Regions from separate parts of the Mus musculus genome. Here regions 2 and 3 are each linked to region 1. The links are chromatin loops, found by intact Hi-C in ENCODE. Cell type or tissue: heart. All regions are shown on one strand.

What was found. Peaks named below come from ENCODE experiments on the same cell type or tissue, not always from the same donor. Only the 100,000 strongest peaks of a DNase experiment are listed, where the experiment ranks them.
Region 2: it touches region 1 in a loop (2.5-fold over the local background); 3 of 42 quality-filtered maps call a loop at or near these places.
Region 3: it touches region 1 in a loop (3-fold over the local background); 5 of 42 quality-filtered maps call a loop at or near these places.

The regions. Positions count from the first base shown.
Region 1 is chr3:67,580,273-67,585,272 of GRCm38, reverse strand. It overlaps Mfsd1 (major facilitator superfamily domain containing 1), which reads right to left and starts at 2,505. Exons shown (of 16, transcript NM_025813.3): 1 at 2,296-2,505; 2 at 577-629. The coding sequence starts at 2,455. In heart, a CTCF peak has its summit at 2,368; a DNase peak (open chromatin) is centred at 2,382; H3K4me3 peaks cover 1,741 bases; H3K27ac peaks cover 1,327 bases.
Region 2 is chr3:67,454,537-67,459,536 of GRCm38, reverse strand. Gfm1 (G elongation factor, mitochondrial 1) reads right to left here. Exons shown (of 18, transcript NM_138591.2): 12 at 2,827-2,964; 13 at 1,567-1,649. It overlaps Lxn (latexin), which reads left to right. Exons shown (of 6, transcript NM_016753.4): 5 at 881-943; 6 at 1,210-1,538. The coding sequence ends at 1,308. Among named protein-coding and RNA genes, the nearest start is that of Lxn, 6.9 kb to the left of the region's middle. In heart, no CTCF peak of the experiment used is centred here; no DNase peak of the experiment used is centred here.
Region 3 is chr3:67,367,222-67,372,221 of GRCm38, reverse strand. No RefSeq gene overlaps it. Among named protein-coding and RNA genes, the nearest start is that of Mlf1, 4.4 kb to the left of the region's middle. In heart, a CTCF peak has its summit at 2,353; a DNase peak (open chromatin) is centred at 4,541.

The DNA of each region.
Region 1 (5,000 bases):
AAGAATCGTCCTTGCCTAGTCTTACAGATGTTATCCTCTTTAACCCCTCCTAGAATGCAAAGGACAGCCCATGCATTTTTCCTCTGCCTAATGGCTTTTTAAAATGCACATAATGATGGTCTAAATGCCCAAAAAACAACAAATATCAAATACAGTTTTACAACTCAAAACCAGACTAAGAATGCAGATAGGGCCAATACTCAGCAACCAGTATGCACATTTATAAAAGTAAATAACAGCAAAGTTTATCTAAGAAGGCCAAAGCTGTCCCACCACTCACTCAATGGTTCAGAGGAGTGCAAAGCTCCAACCAACACTAGCATTTCCCGTAACACTGTGGGCAGAGTCCATAATTATCTACCTAAAGAAGAAAACCATCTCGAGGCATGTATATGTTATTCAGGAGTTCTTTAGAGAAACAAATTTGATCTCTGCAGCCTGTGGGTGTGGTGATAACAGACACTAGAAGAGAAAGTGGACATCTCAGATGGGGCACCTGAGAGCTCATTCTATCTGAGCATCTGTAAGTGAGTGCTCCAAAGCAAAGCAGTACAAGAACGGAGAAAATCAACTCACCCGTTTCACCTGAGTCTGAAGGGCAGCGGGGTTGTCATAGCAGAAATAGCTGCCTAGAAAAAGGAAGAACACATATTTCACTCGGAATGATAATATCTATATAAGAGTTTCAAGTTACAACTCCTAACTAGTAACTCCCCGGAGGTGTTTAAGGTTTACTATGGCTGACACTATGACAACAGATTTTTTTTTCTTGCTTGTGTGTTTGTTTTACACCACTTCCTGATCTACCATTCCAAAGAACTTCCACAAGGTAGTGGTGTGCATACACAGCATATACCAGAAACCTGATAAAGAGGTCAACATCAACTGCTTTTAATCATTTCGTTTCCGTCTTTCTTCCCATGCTTATCACTGTATTAACATCTTCATGAAATCGCTGCATTTCCCTTACTTAAAAAAAGTCTACAAGCATCCTCTACAGGTGCACGTTAGCTGGGTCCTCACTTTTCTTGAAAGCAGAGGTAACTCAGAGATTCAAACCAAACCAGTATTTGATATAGATCCTGATCCTGCAAACAAACAAACAAAAACAAACAAAAATACCCAGGAGCAAATAACTGAGTGAAAACTGGGCTAGAAACAAGAACAACACAAGCGCCAGTCTAAGGGATCAAATGAAAACTGGCAATGTCTCCTGGGAGCGGGGAAAGCTGACAGGCTTGAAGAAGCCCCAAGGTAACACTGCCTGTTTCCCCGCTGACTCTGTAAATACACAAAGCTAGCGGTCCAAAGGTGGAGAAGGCAGCTAGCGACAGGGCGGCTCTAGTTTCTCAAACCCAAACTTTCAGCCCAATCTACCTACCAAAAATAAACTGTCAACTTGAGTAGGGACAATTTCTTCAAGTGTTTTGTCTATGCTTACTGGTTATTGATTCTAAACCTAGAAACTTCTCCTTCAGGATTTAACTGCTTATAAGAAATTCAATACCATGGTTGGTTGGTTGGTTGGTTGAGACAAGATCTCACTTTGTAGCCCTGGCTGGCCTCTCTAGCGCACAGACATGTCCCTGTCTTCCAGTACTGAGATTAAAGGGCGCCACCACTATCAGCTCAATACGTTTTAAAGCAAATGAGTACCATCTTCTCAAAAATAAAGAAACCGAAGCCCAAAGTATCTTTTATAAACCAGGTGCATGTATTTCTGAATCTGATCCCCCTGAAACACTCTTTCAAGCCAAGCCAGTTGTTACGAATCCGAACAGTTTCAATGTAAACTAAAAACTGTAACACGGGAGGGAAGGGTGTCTTTAAAAGTAGCTAATGAAAGTGTTTTGCGCCAGATCAGATTTCATAAGTGAAACCAACTTAACAAGTGTGGTCCTGCAAGGCTGTCTCACAGAGGAAAGGTAAGAAAAGACTCCTACTAAGGTGTACTTAGCAGTGAACACTATCCAAAGCGGATCCGAGCTCTAAAAGAATACAAAGGAAAGCACTGGGGAATGGGAGGGGTCGCCTGGGGAGGGAGGAAGAGGGACTTAGTCACGCTCTGAAATTCCCCCAGCAACGTTCTGAAACTCTCGGGAGCACAGCTCTCCGGGAGAAAGATCTGAGTTTCCTTCTCATCTGCGTCCCCAGGGAGGAGCTGCTGAACACCGGGGCTTGGAGGAACAAACGTCACCTCGCTCCAGACACTTGGAAAAAGCGGGCTCCCGAGCCCAGGCAGCAGCGCGAACCCTGGAATCCCTCTATCATCTGCCCCAGCCGAGCCCCGCTCACCGAAGCCAAGGAAGCACATGAGCGACAGCACCACGAGCCGGTGCGCCAGGCGGCTGGGGTCGCAGAGCGCGGACAGAGCGCGAGGGGCGCCATGGACTGCGCTGTCCGCCTCGCGGCGGCCCCCAAGCAGCGCCCGATCTTCCCCATCCTCGTCCTCCATCAGCTTGCAGCCTGGAACGGAGCAGGAAGCAAAGGCAGGGCGGCAGCGGCAGCGGCAGCACTCACGTGATCACGTGTGTTCACGTGACTTGCTCGGGCCACGCCTCTCCGTGCTCACGTGAACGGTTGCTCACGTGGTGGCCGGGCTCCCGTGCTGCCTTTCTGTTCTGCCGATGGGGTATAGATCCGGTCGGGAGTGGGAGTGAGCGACCGGGTTCTCATTAACATCTGATTTAAAACCAGTAGGAAGTGGTGGTGCAGAAGTCGTGGTGGAAGGCTTGACCTGAACCCAGCTCAGTCCTCCCTCCCTCACTTCGCCAACTCTTCATGAAGAGTTGTTAAGTTGACCTGACGGAACAGCATATGATGTACCTGACACTTATGTACTAGAAAAGAGGACAAATTCTCTCACCTCTGAATATGGGTGAGAGAATTTCCTTAGGTGGACAGAAACTAATCATGTGGGTGGATGGATGGTGACTGCAGCTGAAAGAGTTATTGAATTCCTCTGGGTTTTATACGTTTATAATTACACGTTTATACTGATCTTGGAGTAAGAGGAAAGTCGAGTAAAGTAGAAACACGAACATCCTAAATGAGGAGCCATTCAGAGATGTCCAGCAGAGTATAGAGACCACTAGGTTTGTTTTGAGAAGTTTGATTTGGCAGCGCAGCCTTCTACCCCACATTTCTAGGTTTGCCGAGTCTTTGCAGTAGAATTTTGAGTGTAGCAAGGCTAGGTGCTAAATAGCTGTAAAGCGTGCCGCAGAAGTGAAAGTGAGAGGCTCAAAGCTGGAGCTATCGCACCAAGGAGAGATCCAGTGACTAAATGAGGACTTGCTTAAACAATAGCACCTGGGATTTGAAAAAGGAGGAGGACTTTTGAGTGTTTTCTAGACTCCTAGCTTGGGCCCTCCAAAGAGATCCAAATATGGGGGATGGGGAAGCAGAGGGACTGTGTCAGAGAGATACCGTTTGGAATGTTTATGCATAGCCTGCTGTCTACCTTGCATTCCCCTGACTAACACTGTGCAGTTGCCAGCACAGTGGTCATACCCCACCTTGGGCTTAATCTTTCACTCAGCATCAGCTGTACTACAATGAAGGGCCTAGACCATCAGTTTACATTCCTTGGCTTTGTCCACAGTATAGATTACTGTCTTGTGCTGGCTAGTTTTATGTCAACTTGACACAAGCTGAAGTCATCTGAGAGGAGGGAGCCTCAGTTGAGAAAATGCCTCCATGGAATGAACCTGTAGGCAAGGCTGTAGGACATTTTCTTAATTAATGACTGTTGGGGAGGGCCCAGCTACCCTTGGGTTGATAGTCTGAGGTTCTATGAGAAAGCAGGCTGAACAAGTCATGAGGAGCAAGCCAGTAAGCAGCACTGTTCCATGGCCTCTACATCAGCTCCTGCCTCCAGCAGAAGGTTCTGTTTGAGTTCCTGTCCTGACTTCCTTCAGGGAGAGACTATGATGTGGAAGTATAAGCCAAATTAATCCTTTCCTCCTTAACTTGCTTTGGTCATAGTGTTTCATTAAAGCAATAGAAACCCTAACTAAGACAAGTCTAATGGCTAAGTCAAAAATACAGGTAAGAGGCTGGCTGCCAGTATCTCTAATCCACTTTTTGGCTTTTTGGGTTTTGTTTGTTTGTTTGTTTCGTTTGTTTGTTTATTTTGTTTTGTTTTTGCCTTTAGAAATCTAAGTAAAAATGGCTATGATAGTATAGACAGTTTGTACTTCTTGTTGAAGGAGGTTGGACTTCTTTTGAATGATAGTCACTTGTGTCTTAATGAAATGCCCAGGGTAATGCCCTCTGGACCTGACCTCATTCTGTGTTTGCTTAGACAGTTCTCAGCTATCTATCCTCCCAGTGGGTCATGTCTACCCTGGCTACATATTTGAGATTTCCACAACCATGACTGTGGTCTGCATATTCACCAAACTAATTAATGTATATACAAATTTAAACTCAAATAACTGAAGATGTAAGTCAAAAAATAATTGGCATGTTATGTCTGAGATGATAATGATAAGTATTAATATATAATATAATAAAATTTTGAGGTTATGCTGACCCTTATCTAACTTTGATGTAAATTTTTATCTTTGTGGGTTTTGCCTTTTAAAATGACACCTGAGCTTTGGCACCTAGAGACTGAAGCATGAGCCCATGCTTGGTAGCCCATCAGTTAAAGGAATCGGCCTTAATTGTTGCCATTAGTGTGTGGTCTGTGTTTTCTCCCATGGATGTGTTTCAGTTTTCTACAAATTCTCTTTCTCTTTTTGACTCCATGTCTTCAGCAGGGCTCCCAGGGTTTATTCCTTTACGTGTTGCTTACGTAGAATCACCAGTGTGTGTAGGACTTGACATTTCCTCCGACTGTGCTTTATTTCCATATAGTTTTTCATCCCAAATCATTTTTTTCATAATGTGAAGGCCTTTACTCTCAAATAAGATTTCAACACCCTTAAATTGAGTATGGAATCACATGTCTGTCATCCCAACTATTTAGCTTTTAATGTGATTAAGACTTAGGCAGG
Region 2 (5,000 bases), 130 kb after region 1:
ATCTTCAAGCTACATCCACCAACATACAAGCCAGCGGTTTTACGCTCACAAAAATAAACCTATCCATCTTCTCTGTATTTGAGCGGTATCCCCGAGAGCCCCGGCAGCAGGCTTAAGTACTGCTTAGTTCATGCATGTCATACGTCTGTACCTATTAAAATCCAACATGGAGGATGCCATCCATGTCAACAATGACGTTAGGGAACTCTTTGCTTCCACACTCAAAGGAAAACTTACTTCAGTAGGGAGTGGTAGCTGTGGGCTGCATGTATAACAAACAGTGCGAGCTGGAGGAGCCCCAGGAGCGTGTGCTGCCCACTGGAGTCTCAGCACAGCAAGAAGCCTTCAGAAGCCGCAACCTCATGGGGCACAGCACACTTCTCATGATGTCTACAGCTACATAGATGCAGTGGTTCTATGTAGCTCACTGCATAATTGCTTTTTATTCCTGAGTAACAATCAGTACGGAACAAAGCTTTAACTGTAAAATCAGATAGCTTAGTCATTACATTTTATTATTGTCAGTTTTCTAAAGAATGTTATATAATTGGTTTCTTTTAATATGAGTTCCCATTGCCATTACTGACACTAGGGTTCATAAATAAAAAGCTACATACAGTAATGCTTTTAAATAGCTGCCACAAATTGGAAGGTGAAAAATCAGAGAAGCGATTTTTTAGAGTAACAAATGCCAAGTAATGATTTTTAAAAAATGGCTTGAAAGAATATTTGAAAGAAGAATTGTTATTATTTTAAGAAACTAGTTTTCTGCCAGGCTAACCTGAAGTGAATAAATCAACATTAATGCAAAAAAGAAATTAAGATGTCATTTTTGCCATGATGTTGTCTAAGCATTTTGTTGTTGTTGTTGTTGTTGTAGCAAAGAAACGATGACTTCATTGAGTTAGATTACACCATTCTACTCCACGACATTGCATCGCAGGTAACATATACAACTTTTCTTTATTTGATGCCACTCTGAAAATCAAGAATTGCTTTGTAGCCACACAGTCCCTTTACTCCTTTTGAAACTAAGTAAAAGTTACTGACAGTTAAGACAGGCACCAAGTCGAAGTGTATCATCCTTGTAGCGACTGGATTTGCCTGATGCTATTTCTGCTGAAGACATTTTAAATAGTAGCATCAAGACAATAGAAACCCAATTATATTTTCTAGTCTCACAATGACATTAGCTTTCTTTACTTGCAGGAGATTATTCCCTGGCAAATGCAAGTCCTGTGGCATCCACAGTACGGCACAAAAGTAAAACACAACAGCCGCCTCCCAAAGGAAGGGCAGGCGGAGTGAACAAGACGCTAACCCGTAGACAACCGTCAGCATGCTCGCTAACCACGTGTGTGACTGGCCTCACTGGCATCTAGCCTAACGGGCCAAAGGAATACCAGTGTCACTCTTTATGTCTTGGCTACAGTACCGAGCTGCATAGATTCCATAATAAAGAATAGTACTACCTAAAAATGTCTTTCCAACAGTAATGGTACTATGTCTATCCCCTAATAAAACTTCACTTCAGCCTCACGGAGTCTAATTGCATTGTATACTTACGGCACTGGGGCAACAATGGTCTCTCTAAAGGCTACTTTGGGTTTTCCTGTGATACAAGGGCAGCCATATTCTCTCTCCATTCTCTAAAATGAAAGAAAAAAATACCATAGTAAAATTCACATTCACATTCAATAAAATATAGTAAATAACTGAACAGCAAAGTTTAAATTATTTTAATAACTGTTAAGAATCAGATGTGATATTCTAATAACACAAACAACCTTTACATATCTTATAGAAGTGAATTCTAATTTTGACTCATTAATTTATACTTAGTACCAACTGCTCTATCTGCTAAAATTTACAAAGTTTCCTATTTGTACACAAGCTCAGTGAAATAACATAAAACCTGTTGTCGGGGCTTTTAACACACGATGACAATCTCGTATCGCTTGTTTACAGTTGACCACATAGTTGCATTTGATCTTGGGAGACTCTTTAATCTGTACTGAGCTGGCCTCCATGTTTTAAATTTAATTAATACATTATTCTCTGAGATGGGGCTTCTCGGTGTAACTCTGTTTGGAACTCATTATTGGACTCCAGTCTGGCCTTGAACTCAGAAAACCCATCCAGCCTCTCCCTCCTGAGGTCCAGGACTAACGGCTACCTTGCCCAGCCCTTACTTTTCAAGTGCTCATTTGTGTCCGTGCATGCGTGTACTATGTCGTCATGTACATGTGGGCAAGAAGAGGGCACTGATCCCCTGACACTGGAGTTGTGAGCCGTGCAACCTGAGTGCTAGCAACTGAGTTTAAGTCCCCTGCGAGAGCACAAGGTGAATTTAGCCACTGAGCCCTCTCTCCAGTCCTCATGGAAGAAATGTCCTGGGGGGATAGGAATAAAAACATGCCATCTCCTTAAGGCTTGCTTTACTCGATCCAACTATGGACCGCGAATGGTTGAAGATCTTGCTACAAACCCCAGGCTTTGGTTCCTAGAGTCTACAATGTTTAACAAAGACTTAGATAAACTACGTTACAGCACAGCAGGGAGGCAGTGCAGGATGCCTTGCTTGTATCTAAACCACAGTAGAGCCCGCAGAGGCTCTATCAGTTTACAGTTGTGGAGAACTATGACTTTCTGTCTTTTCTTTTACTTAGCTATGTAGCTGAGGTGACATAGGATCTATTAATCCTCCTGCCTCACCTCCCAGAGTGGGTTTGCAGATGTAAGCCACCTTGCCAGGTCCCACCACTGGCTTTTAACAAAGCATACAGTAACAAATGTAACTGCACGGAGCTCTCTTATGATCCATACCTGAGCATAGATTTCCAGGTGCAGCTCTCCCATCCCTGACACAATGGTCTCCTTGCTCTCAGGGTCAAAGTGGACTTTAAATGTGGGGTCTTCCCGTGTAAACCTGCCAATACCTTTGGAAAATTTCTCCAGATCATTCTTTAAAAGAGGAAGAGAAAAGTAGTACAGGATTGATTAAGCATGAGAAACCACTGTATTTTGAGGTGTTACTGAATAAAACCATATACACTGGCGAGTAAGGAATAAAGAGGATCTGTATCTAGTTGTACTTACACCTTTATTGGAAAAAAGCAACCTTGGTCACCACGGTCAGGAGACCAGGGCCAGCAGCTGAACTGGGTTTTCTCTCCATATGAAGACAGAAAACAAGGGTCCAGGATTTACCCCTGTCACTTCCTACCATAATCACCAGACTATCCATTTGTGGATGTGGAGACTGCCGTTGTGGAAGGAAGAACCTGGCATTTTAGAAATCCTATAAATAATACAGTCAGCATGCATACTAAGAGCCTTCTGCAAACTCAAGAGGATTAGCCACTCTGTTAAGACCAACAGCAGAAGTATCACATCAAGATGTTTCTGTTTTGAAGCAATCTCCTTGGTTGTTGTCTGTCTGATACACCTTCGAGCTTTGATGCAATCTCACAGAGTAACCAGCAGGATGATAAGTCCACTTCTCCTAACACTTAAGATAGGGACCATTCTGTGAACTGTCACAGTAGGCTCAATGTAATACAGAGCCTTTAAAGATGGAAGAAAGCCATGGCAATGAGGGAAGAAAAGCAGGGAAGAAGGAAAAGACCTAACTCATTGCTGCCCTCATTAAACACCGTGAGGAGGGGAGGGAAGACTGGAGAGATGGCTCAGCTTAAGAGAACGTTCTGCTCTTCCAGAGGCCCAGGGTTCAGTTCCCAGCACCTATATCAGGTGGCTCACAACCACCGATAACTGCAGCTCCAGGAGGTCAGACGCCATTGATCTCCCTAGGGACCTGCACACAACATGCATATACCCACACATAGATGGAATACATGAAATATAAATATGATATGGGGGCAAACGCTAAAAAAAAACAAAAAAGGTGGGTGGGCAGCATCTGGAAGCTAGGAACGAATGGCCCTGGGGTCAAAGGGAAATGGCCATAACCCCAATCATAGCTGTAGGAGCCCAGTTATCTCCCCCAAGCATGAGTTAAGCGATGGGGAGATCTTTCTCTTAGAACTTCCAGAAAAGAATATAGCCCTGAGCTGGGGAGATGGCTCAGTTGGTAAAGCATTTGCATCACAAATCTCAGGAGTTGAGTCCGAATTCCCAGAACCCTCATAACATTGGCTACAGTGGCACATGTCTGTAATCTCAGTACTTCTATGGCCAGATAAGTGGCAGGGACAGAAGACTGGCTGGAAGGGAGCAGGGAAGCAAACCTGGCACACAGAGGTGAGAGAGAACAAAGGAGACCCTATCTCAACCGTGGTGGAAAGTGCTAGGCGACAGATGAGGCTGTCCTCAGACAGTCAGGAACACACTTGCACTCACACTGAAAGCAGTAGACACACCACACTCACACAAATACAGCCCTGCTTGGTTAGACTGTAGCGAACCATCAGTCTCTGACCTACAGAACTATAAAAGAAACACTTTTGTGTTTCTTTAAGGTACTAAGTTCTTGGTAATTTCTTATGGTAGCAAAAGAACATGAACATGTCCTGTATGATTAATATTAGCAGTCCCATTAATCACCTGCTTGCACATGTAATGACTAATATACATGTTATCTCAGATTAAACTGTCGTGCACATATGCAGACTGGAGTTAAGGCGTGAGCTCAAGGCCACACAGGTTACACAGAGGACAGTCAGTCCCGCGGCACTCTCTGCTTTTCCCTGCATCACCCGCACTCGGGAGCACCATCCCCGCCTACCTCAAAGCTCAAGTCCTTATGGTGACAGAAACTTCATTAATTGATTGAAATTAAGATACTTATGAGAAGACATTTTTAAATGTTTGCATGTATAAGAAGGTAAGGACACTGCCCCCCGAACCCCCCCCCCCGCCCCAAATCTCCCTGGTTAATCTTGATTTCTTTCTGTTATTACAAGTTATTAATTATTACACATCTCCCATAAACTCTGCGAGAATGAAAGGTATAAAGATGCCCGTCATTTCTAACCTTG
Region 3 (5,000 bases), 210 kb after region 1:
ACATAGTTGTTACGGAGAAAGTGAGTTTGAGCACAATGTTAGAGGGAGGAAACAGATATCTTCTTGAACTTTCCAGGCCAGTGCAAAGTTACCTGAAATCACATCAATTGAAATTCACCTTCAGAGAGTAAAATCATAAGTTTTATTTATTAGGATAATAGTTCTCACGTATTTCTTATGTTCCAAACACTGCCCTAAGAGCTTTCAAATACGTGTTCTCAGTTAAACCTTCCCACCTCACCTGGGCTAAGATGTTTATCCTTTATTATATATGAAAGCACTGATGCCCAGAGAAATGATGGTTCACTTTAAACTGAAGTCTGTCCTGATGCAAGGCTTACATTATCTCCACCTTCCTACTTTGCCTCCCTGTGACATTTAAAAGGAAAACTACTAGTACATTTGTGTGGTAGGTTACATATTCACACATGTGGTCTCTAGCCACACTGTTGCTTATGTTTCTTTTAGAAGAACACTGACAAAGTCAAGGAAAGACTTCCAGAGGCAAAGCATGAAATTCAAGCCAATTCTGCAACTCTACTAATAATTAATAATAGTTCAAAAGGCCAGTGGAATTCATACCCATTAGCTCACCAGATACTTAAGAAGGATTGATTACATCTCAGACAGTATTTTAATCATTTAGGATACAAAACTCTCTGGCCTATTGGATGTACATTAGCCCATATGTCAAAGATTCTATAAAACCTCAGTTACAGCACCTTATAACTTTCAGTAAATTTCTACTCTCTCAAGTGCCCAAGAAGTCAGTCATCAGTAGGCTTTTGAATGCTGGAATTATACTTTATTATAGTTCTCCAGACTCCTGAGGCTTAATCTGTTATAAACATCTTCATTACTGTGGATTTCAGTGCCCCCAATGACTTTGTACCCTCGTCTCATTATAGACTATATATCTGCAATACATCAATATTGTCCTGGTGAGTTTTACTGTCAACTTGAAACAAGCCAGAGTCATTTGGGAAAAGGGAACATGAGTTGAAGTATTGGTTCATTTAGATTATCCTGTGACCAGGTCTTGGAGGAATTGCTTTGGTTGATGATAGATGTGAGATAGCCTAGCCCACTGTGGCCAGCACCAACCATAGGCATCTGAACCTGAACCATATAAGAAAAAAGCAAGTGAAAAAGCAAGCCAGAAAGTGAGTAAAAGCAGCAACCAGCACTCCTCCATGACCTTTGCTTCAGTTCCTGCTTCCAGGTTCCTGCCTTGAGTTTATTCCGTGACTTCCTCAGGTACCACCTGTTACCTGGCAGCATAAACTGAAACAAACTCCATTCCACAAATTGCTGTTGGCCATGGTCTTTATCACAGGAACAGAATGAAATTAGGACAGGTATGTTCTGAGGATGAGATACAATTTGTCATGTGACAACCCTGGAGGGAGACACAGACCATGGAGTAGTTGGTATATGTGAACACCACCAAGTTACAGCGATGCAAGCATTTCTAATGACCCAGAGGATTTCCTCATGCTACTTTCTAGCCACACCTCTCAGAGTAAGTAATATTCTGAGATTTGTTTCTTTCTTGAACCCACCCCTGATGGACTATGTAGTGGCACTTTAGTCTTTCTTACTGCATATAAAGCTACCAATCTATCATCAAAAGAGTTTTAGATTAGTCCTCAATTTGGCTTTCAAAAATAAGGCTATGCTTGTATGTTTTAAAAATCAACATTCTATTATTATTCTTAGGTTTTTATTCTCATTGAGATTCTGAAAATTTTTTTCTCAAGGCAATTCATGAAGTGAAGTGTTTTCCTATTGATTTGGCTCAATAAGTTTGTCAATAATTTGTGCCTCTAGATGTAAACTGAAGCTTCCAGAAACAAAGGACCAAAGCTATCCATGTTCAGGATTCTACAAGCTCAAATGGTTGATTAAACTTGGTGACAAGACTGTTGCAGAGAGCCAAGTTATCTTGGGTTCTTTTTAATCCCCTTAATAACCATTATTTAATAACCATTGATTATAATTTATTTATTGCCCAACTCTGCTTCCTTTTGACTATCAATACATTGAAATGTCTTTAATGACCAGCTTCCATCAAGCCAATAGCCAAGAAAGCAATCTGATAGCATCTGAAAGCCATAGCAAACTTCTCCGCTTGGCTACAACGTGTTTACTTATGGTATTAGGTACATGCCTGATTTGTGGCCTTTTCTATATTTAATAAAGCCTCCTTCAGTAGCTTTCATAGCGGGACACCTGATCCATGGCAGCCTGAATCTCTGTTGTTGCAGTTATTCATGGAAGGTACTTCTTATCCCCCTGGAGGTGAGCTCTGGAAGGTACTTCTTATCCCCCTGGAGGTGAGGTCTGGAAGGTACTTCTTATCCCCCTGGAGGTGAGCTCTGTGTTTTGCACTAACATAGTTAAGAAGGAACACTTTAAATTAAAAAAGGAAATAGAACTATGGAATGTAAAACGATGGAAAAGTAGAAAAATTTCTTCAGAAAAATACTGAGGTCATCTGTTCTCAGGAGTTGTTTTAATTCAGGTTATCTAAAGGGCTACTTGGAGAGTTATTTTTAAATCCTTGCTGCGGTTGGAGAGAATCCAAACTAGGGGCCCCATTGGCAAGATGACCAAGGGAATCTGTTGGAAAATACTGAAGACTTGGATGTCCTCATTCCTTTACAATGTGTTTTGATGCCTTTACTAGTCACAATAATGAGATTATTTTCTGCCAGTCACTGGAAGGCCATGCAAAGCTCAGAGCTGTATGATATCTACTGTGCGTGTGTGCGTGTGTATGCATGTCTCCTTCCTTTCCTTTTCTTTTTCCCTTTCATTTCCCCTTCCCTTCTAATTAGAACATGCACCCACACATGTGTGTATACATGTTAAAATCTGGCATTCACATGTGAAAGAACCCATGGCATTTGTCTTTAGGAGTCTAGGTTACTTAAGAAAAGCTAGAACCTCCTATAAGCAAGGTGCATTGATTCACAGAGTCAATGTTTCACAGGGGGAACACAGGTTGTTGTAGAAAAATACATTTTCCTACAGTAACATTGCTAGGTGTGGCAGAGTTGGAGCTGGAAGGCTGCCTGTGAGTGCAGGATCTGAGGTTTTAACCAGTACACTGGTAAGAGTTCTTCTGGCCCCTTTTTCTTCTTCCTTGTCTTTTTGTTTTGTTTTGTTTTGTTTTTAATTAAATGTTTTCTTTATTTACATTGCAAATTTTATCCCCTTTCCTTATTCCCCCCCCCCCAAGTCCCCCCTATCCTCCCCCTCCTCCCCCTGCTCACTAACCCACTCCCTCCCGCTTTCCTGTCCTGGCATTCTCCTACACTGGGCATCAAGCCTTCACAAGACCAAGAGCCTCATTGATGTTCCACAAGGCCATCCTCTGCTACATATGTGGCTAAATCTATGGGTCCCTCCATGTGTACCCTTTGGTTGGTGGTTTAGTCCCTGGGAGCTCTGGGGGTACTGGTTAGTTCATGTTGTTGTTCCTCTTATGGGACTGCAAACCCCTTCAGCTCCTTGGGTACTTGCTCTAGCTCCTCCATTGGGGACCCTGTACTCAGTCCAGTGGATAGCTGTGAGCATCCACTTTCGTATTTGTCAGGCACTGGCAGAGCGTCTCAGGAGACAGCTATATCAGGCTCTTGTCAGCAAGCACTTGTTGGCATCCACAATAGTGTCTGGGTTTGGTGACTGTATATGGGATGGATCTCCCGGTGGGACAGTCACTGGATACTGGCTTCTTTTTCTAACAACAACAACAAAAGCCAAACCCAAACAAAACAAATTAACCAACCAACCAACCAACCAACCAACCAACCAACCAAAAAAATTCATTGAGCTGTCCTCCTGACTGTCTGTTGTGGGCAGAGTGAAAAAAATCACAGATTGGAGCCAGTCAAATAATAAATGAAGTAAACTACAGAAAATGACAATGGAATTAATAATCAAAGTAATAACCAACTTTATTGAGTTTCTGCTGTGTGCTGGTCACAGCATTTGAAAAAAAGATGCGTTAAAAAAGAAAAAAGATTGAAGGAGGTAAACACTATTATTACGCCTACTGCAGAAGAGCACACTGAGAGTCAGAGCAGAGAAGCCACTTGTTAAGGCCTCGCAGCCTGCAGAGAACCACCACTCCACTCTCCATGCTGTGTAGTTGTGGTGACCCAGCGGGGTGGGCCTACAGCTTGCTGCAGGAGGCTGGCTTCCAGATGAAGGGGCATCCCTACTGTACAGTGCTCAGATGTCCCCCCCTAGAGATCCATGCCCACTGATAACATGGATTTTTACATGAGTTCTCTTAATTTTTTTAAAAGTTAACAACTAATTAAAAACAAAGTATCTCTGAGCAGGCCCCAGAAAACAAGCCTGTGGGCTGAATTCAGCTGCAGGCGAAGAGTTTGTGATCCAGTTACCAAGAGTGTGGTTTTCATGGCAGGAGAGAGACATGGGCCCCAGAGCATCTACACACTGGCTTCTGCACATTACTCTAAACTAGATGGTTGGCAAATCATGTGTTGGCAGAGTTACGACGTCCCTTGGCCTCTGGCGTGATGCCCTCGTCAGTGGACACTCATCCCCAGCCACATCACCATAGTCCAGATTTAAAAATGTCAGGGTCACAAGGCAGTATTTTTATTTCTGCAGGACTAATTTTCACGGGGATCACACAAGCTTAGTTCAAGTTTGTCAGGCTCAATGTATTCTATTACTTGTAAAACTCACCCTAGTAAAAAGAAATCAGATTGAAATTATATCAACCTAAAATGCTTTCTAGATTGCCTTGTAGTCTAGTTTTGGAAAAGAAATTGTATTGATGTCAGAATAAAAAAATAAACAAAACAATCTGCATATAAGACTGTCTTCATCCAAGATTTTACCCTCTTAGTGTTTGCCGTCATGGAGATAGCACACATAGTAGTCATGGGTATATATGTATTACATATATATATATGTAATCTCAATCAGTTCTTTTCTTTTTGTGACACTGGGGATTGAAT